Regions from separate parts of the Homo sapiens genome. Here region 2 is linked to region 1. The links are chromatin contacts, found by Hi-C or POLR2A ChIA-PET in ENCODE. All regions are on one chromosome and are shown on one strand. The core of a region is the stretch at or near the end of the contact, and the rest is flanking DNA. Distances in the headings are between cores, read along the strand shown. Region 1 holds the start of RREB1 (ras responsive element binding protein 1). Region 2 holds the start of CAGE1 (cancer antigen 1).

Region 1 (3,132 bases), core at 525-3,024:
GAACTGCTCGTCCGGATCTGGGCTCACGTTCTATCTCCTAACCAGTAAGGAGCGAGGGAGGGCAAATCTGCTGAGCAAGGAGAAATACTTTCCTCCTCTTTTATAACCCATCACGGATGCACGGCGGCCGAGGGGCGCGAGCTGCACGCGGCGCCTGTCAAGCGGCCCGGGCCCGCACCCCGTGGGGTCCCCGCGTCCCCCAGCTCCCCGCCCCGCCCGGAGAGAAAGGTGGCCTCGCCCATCGGTGGGCTCGGCCGACGCGCCCCGCACTCACGCGCGGCCGCGGAGCAGGTCACATCCTCGACGCGCCCTTGGCCCGGTCCAGAAAACACGCCGCTTCCCAGGGAGGGGGTCGGCGACGGGAAGGACCTCCCCTGCTCCTTAGCAACCATTAAGGTCGCAGTTTCCTAAGAGACCGCGAGCGGGGAGGGGGCGCGGGGGGCCCGGCCCAAGGCTTGTGCGGGAAGTTGGGGGCGGGGGGGGCAGCAACAGGCCCCCTCCCCCCACCCAGCTAGACGCCGGGGGCCGGGATGGGAGGAGGAAGGGAAGCCCCAGAACTCGTGAAAAACTGGTCCAGCGGGCGGCGGACAAAAGTTTCCGAGCGCGCTCCACAGCTGGGCGGCGGAGCGGGCCCCGGCGGCCGGCCCCGCCTCGGATGCTCCCGGCCTCCTTCCTGTGCTCGTGACGGCGCCGAGCCCCCCACCCCCCCCGCCCGCGAGGCAGGCTAGCTCCACACCGAGGGCTCCCACGAAAACACTCACCCCGCCAACGGAAGGGCGAGGGAACAATACGTGCCCGCACGGCTAGGGCCCGGTCCCCTCCTCCCCAGGCCCCCCGGGGCGGTGGTCGGCGTGACCACGACCGCCAGCCGGGAACCCGCGAGGGCGCGGGGCTGCCCGCGGCCCCCTCCCGGCCGGCGCCGTCCGCCCGGGAGGTTCAAAGTCCGCAGAGCAGGGCGCGGCGGATGCTCCCACCGAGCAGCCCCGAGCAGGCACCCCCGCGCGAGCACCCCGGGCAGGCACCCCCGGATACCTTAGGGCGGCGGCGGGAGGGCGGGCGCCGTCATCTCCGCGCTTCCCGGCCCGAGAAGGACTCGAAAGTATGTAGGAGAAAAGTTTCCCCTCCCACATGGGGGGGAGGATGTCGAGGGAGAGAGGGCGGAAGATGGAGAGCAGCGCTGGGAAGATGTTTCTGGCCGGCGGTGCGCGCACCATCCGAGTCCCGGCGGTGCTGGTTAAAAATAAACTCGGCGGCGCGGGTCGGGCCGGATTCCTGCGCTCGGACGGCTAATATGGATGCGCATCAGGTCCTGCTGGCGGGGCGCTGCGGCGGCTCGCGCTGGGAGCTGGTTGGCAGAGCCGGCGGCTCGGGAAAGGGAAAAGAGCGGAGGAAGGGGAGGAGGAGGAGGAGGAGGAGGAATGGCCCGGCGCGCAGCCCGAGGGGAGAGGGCTGCCCCGCTCATCCCTGGCCGCCCCGCCGGCCCGAGCGCACGCTGCGCGGAGTGGGGCGTGCGGGTCCCCGGCTCCGGGACACACCGAGTTTCAAAAGTACAACGCGCTCTGCAGACTTCACCCTCCCCATCCCCAAAGTTCTTTAAAAGGTCGCTCCGGCTGTGCCCCAGACTTCTCGCTGCCGCCGGCGTACCGCGAGTCGGAATCCGGGGCACGTACTTACGGCCGGGCAGGACGCTTGGCTCCCTGGCATGATGCGTTGGGGACCGGTGGGCTTCAGGGAGAGACCGAGGAGAGATGCAAACTTGTTCCGGAAAAGGAATCAAAATGGCGTTTCTGGATGTGCAAAGTTCATCAACTCCGCAGTCACTTCCCCTCCTCCTCTTCTCCCACAGGGAGGGAGGTGGGCGAGGAGCTGGCGACCCCGGCGCCCCAGCCGTCGTCCCGGCCCCCGTCTCGGCCCCCCGCCCAGCTTCCTCGCCCGCACGCTCGGAGTCTCGCTCTCCCCCTCTCACCCTGATAAGTAGACACATCACGTGTTGCTCCTGCGAGTCTCCTGGGGACGTGTTACTGAGCGGCCGCGGCGGCGGCGGCGGCGGCGGCGGCGGCGCTCGGACTGGGGGGGGTGAGGGGGAGGACCGCCGCCCCCGCCCCGACTTTAGCAGGGTGACCGCAGTTGCCATCCCGGGATGGATGGAGGTGGAGTCCCCTCCCCACCCCCCACCGCAGCCCCAGGTTTGCCCTACGCCCTCCCAAGGCGCCCCGGGCCATGGGAGGGCCGGGCTGCCCGAGGGGAAGGGTCCGGGAGGCCGCGACTGGCTGCGATCCCAATCGTCCCGTTGCTCGCGGGCCACCTTATTCGGCCACCGCGCCCCCTCCCCTGCAGCCCCTCGCCGCGGGCGACTCCCCGCCCCCGGCTTTCCATCACTTCACTCCGCAGTTTCACTATTTTAACGGAGGCGGGGGAGACACGGTGATGCCTCGGAATTGCGAGAGGGGCACCTCAGAGGCGCTGGAGTTGGGGGGATGGGGGGCGTAGGGCTCGGGGCCCTGGCCTGACGCCGCCCCTCTGGGTCTCCGAGGCATCTGCGAGGGGGAGCCCCGCCCGCGCCGTTTCCTTTCCACGCGGTCCTCGCTCTGCATCCAGGTGGGGCGAGTGGATGATGGGGCAGGAGATTAAGGAGCAGGCGCTTCACCCCGCCCCTAGCTTCGAGCCGTTTCTCTCCCGGGGCCATCCTTCTTACTCGGGCTGCCGCCCTGAGTGTGCTCGCCGTCTAACAAACTCAACTCCGACCCGACTTTGGTCCCCCTCCCTTACCCACACCCCACAAAGGATGCTTCAGCGGGGAACTGCCGTGGCCGCCAGGGGCTGAGGACGGTTCCTGCCGCCACTGTGTCCCCACCCCGCGATGGAATGGCTGATGCTGTGTCATCCACGTCGCCCTCCAAGGCTTCAGAGAAGCCACACGCAGTATCTCTTTCTCTCAGAGGGCTCCTGTTTCAACTCTGAAAAGCAGGGGCCCTTCTCCGAGCCGCTCTCCATCTCTCCAGCTCCTGCCACCACGCTTCGCACTGGCTGCCTTGCCCCAAGTTATCACGGAGCCCAGAGAAACCAGGCCTGGGCTGTGCTTCCTCCATAAAGCAGCTGACATGTTTCCAACTGTTAATACTTCTCCTACCG
Region 2 (2,919 bases), core at 89-2,588, 280 kb before region 1:
GCTTTTAGGCAGGAGTTATCCTTCATCCCTCTTTCCCCAGACTCCACGTCCAGTCTACCACCAAACGCTGCCACTTCTACCTCCAAGACATATCTTTAGGATCTGGGCTCTAGTCCCCACCATCTTTGAATCTGATTACCTTATTATTTTTGAACTGGTCTCTCTGTTCCACTCCCACCCTCCATGAACATCATCTACCTAGAAAGAATGATTCCTTTAAATCACCAAGCAAATAATGTCATTCTTCTGCTAAAATCCCTCCTATGGCTTTCCATAAGACCCACATTAATATCTGAACTTTTCACCATCACTTGTAAAGGTCTCCATGATCTGGCCCCCCTTCTTACTTCTCTATCACCCTACCAATCTTCTCAACTACCTCCACTGTGCTCTAGGCACTCTGGCCTCGGGGCCTTTGCTCTTGCTGTCCCTTCTGTGTGAAATGCTGTTCCCTCTGCTCTTGCCAGGATTAGCTCCTTGTCATTCAAATCTGGACTTAACCTTTCCCTACCCATTCAGTCACCACTTGGTATATCAAACGATTTGCATAGTCTACATCATTATTTGGTTTTTAAATGGTGTGCCCTCTCTTTCACGTAGAAGGTAAAGTTCCATGACAGCAGGAAGTTGGTTCTTCTTGTTACCTCCGGCGCCCAGGACAGAACGTGGTACATATTAAGTGCTTAGTAAGTATTTGTTGAACGCTAAATGTGGTTAAAACGCAAAAACCCATGTTTCCTAATCGCTATCCCCAACTCTGCCTCCCAGTGACGCTAACCGACCTGAGAACCGCAGACTCCCTTGACAAGTAGCTTTCACTTAACTCTGCCGCGTGAACTGGGAGAAAAACCCAGCTGGGATGCAGAAACAGGCAAAGGGTTGTCAAGAGAGACGCTGAGTGATGAACCACTAGTCTCCCTCTAAACCGCAAACAAGAGTCCACACCCCAAGGGGGCGGTCAAGGAGAGAGCCGTACCCAGAGCCAGGGCACTGTACGGCCGCCTACCTGTCAGAGGAGTCCGCGTCGTCGAATTGCCCGGGGACCACCCGGCTCATGAGAAGCCGCCGGTAGTCCATGACTGGAGAGCGCCGCCGGAGGCCGCCGCTCTGCGATGGAAAGGAACGGCTCAGACGGATGTACCCACGGCCGATCCAAAGGCCTTGGCGTGGATATCCGCCTTGCAAACCATTCAGAAGCCAACAGTGGCCACCACGTGCGACGGGAAAACGGGACCGACAGATCCACCACCCTGCCACCCCAACCGGAAGCCCCTCACCGCCTCGCCCGGAAGTCTGACTTGAGCGGAAGTCCCGCCCCTGCGCCGAGCTGGGAGTCCGGAGCTCTCTGGATGGCGCGCTGTATAGGGCTGTGGATGTTCTGTGCTCTCAGGAAGGCGTGTTGAGTAGCCGGCACGGCGAGGCCCGTGCTGGCCGTTTCTTCCCGGAGTTTTCGTTTCTGTACCCCACTTTGTGTTTACTGCGGCAGGAGGCGCCAGCTAGCCCACAGGCTGTTCGGCCTAGGGGGTCGTACCTTCCTAACTTCACCACTCTCTGGGAAGACACCGCACCCACAGTAGGGTCGCTCGGGCCTCGCGGGCTGCACCTGTCTCTGCGGAGTTCCCCCGGCGCGGGCGGACGTCACACAGGGGCGTTCCAGCACTCCGGGAGCCCGATTGCGAGTTTGTGAGAGTCCTTGGTGGAGGAGGTTGGAAAGCGTTCTCCCTCCCACAAAACCCGGTGCAGAGGGAGGGAGAGCCAGGTCCGTAGCGTGGGTCCAAGAAACTATGGATCCTGGAAGTGAGCACACTTTTGTGTCTTAAAAAGTTTGGTGTCTCGTTTTGAGGTGAAAAATGAATGAGATAAGTGCTTTTTAAAAAGGTAAAGTTTGTCTTACAACTGAAAAAGCTTTTAAACAAAACTATAGTTTTTGCGAGTAACTCCCGTGACACCTCTTTTAACTCCTATCTTAAAACAGCTTTAGAATGTCTCTGGAACATCTATTCAAACATTTGATAAATATGTTAAAAATCCAACATAAACCTGTAAGGACAAATGAAAGATGGAAAAAATAGTCTAACTTTAAATTAAAAAGGTAAACTGGCAGATTGTGCAGTGCCACATGAGGGATGAACAAAGTTGTAGAAATGTAATTGGAAGTGCTGGGTTCACAAACAAGAAAACTAAGAAACAAGGCCTTTGCGCTTTTTTGCATTGGGAAAACAAAGCAAGAATTTTTCAGATCTCACCACAATCCAGGCAGCATTATTTGAAAGACAAGGGAGAAGTGAGCATAAAGTTGGGCCTTTCACTGATCCTGACTGGTCTGCTTGGCTTACTTTTTTATATTTTACCAAGTGATGACATAGGTTTGAAAACAACTAATTTTCAATAAACTATTCATTCAGAAATTCAATAAAAGAATCCAGGCAGATGAGTAATGACTATAAATTGAAAGAGCTTGATAGAAATAAGTCATTGGAATGCAGGTTTTATTCAATCAATATTTGCTGTGTAGACAGCACTGGTCCATTTGCAGTAGGGGATATTGGAAAGCCCTAAGTATGCTCCTCTCAAGACATTTATGATCTGTAAACACAAACACTAACACCCTTGAAACAGTGGTGAAGCTCTAAAACAGTAAACGAAATCACCAAGTGCTGAATTGTAAGATAGAGATTTAGAGACTGAAGACATTGTAGGAATTTTGAAAATAGATGAATGGGTAGATGGGAAGGTTTTAGGAGAGAAGCACGTGCCAGGGCAGATGACTGAAGCTTAATTCGTAAGGAACATTATCTGTCTGCAGGGAAATGAGCCTGATCTGAGTAGAGCAGGGGAGTACCGGGTAGGGGATGTCACTCCAGGCTATGGATGGCCTGGAAGGACAAAAATTTATAGAATCAATGTGAGTGGCCATCC

The links. Hi-C counts contacts between places; a loop is a spot of excess contacts on that map. ChIA-PET counts read pairs that join two places held with the same protein, here RNA polymerase II (POLR2A). Pooled maps may share reads with other maps.
Region 2: a map of heart right ventricle shows a loop between it and region 1 (8-fold over the local background). The contact joins the promoter of CAGE1 here to the promoter of RREB1 in region 1. A Hi-C loop is called at or near these places in 2 of 168 maps with a recorded cell type or tissue (heart right ventricle and naive thymus-derived CD4-positive, alpha-beta T cell), 1 of 37 single-sample maps with no recorded cell type and 13 of 50 pooled maps. POLR2A ChIA-PET finds 5 or more read pairs at or near these places in 1 of 52 experiments (HEK293).

Annotation. Positions count from the first base shown.
Region 1 is chr6:7,106,603-7,109,734 of GRCh38, reverse strand. It overlaps RREB1 (ras responsive element binding protein 1), which reads right to left and starts at 1,774. Exons shown (of 13, transcript NM_001003699.4): 1 at 1,675-1,774. RefSeq lists silencers at 406-495, 516-1,005, 1,796-2,015, 2,076-2,555 and an enhancer at 2,906-2,965.
Region 2 is chr6:7,388,161-7,391,079 of GRCh38, reverse strand. It overlaps CAGE1 (cancer antigen 1), which reads left to right and starts at 1,338. Exons shown (of 14, transcript NM_001170692.2): 1 at 1,338-1,878. RIOK1 (RIO kinase 1) reads right to left here and starts at 1,272. Exons shown (of 17, transcript NM_031480.3): 1 at 1,007-1,272. The coding sequence starts at 1,077. RefSeq lists enhancers at 600-1,386, 990-1,409, 1,540-1,589, 1,600-1,659.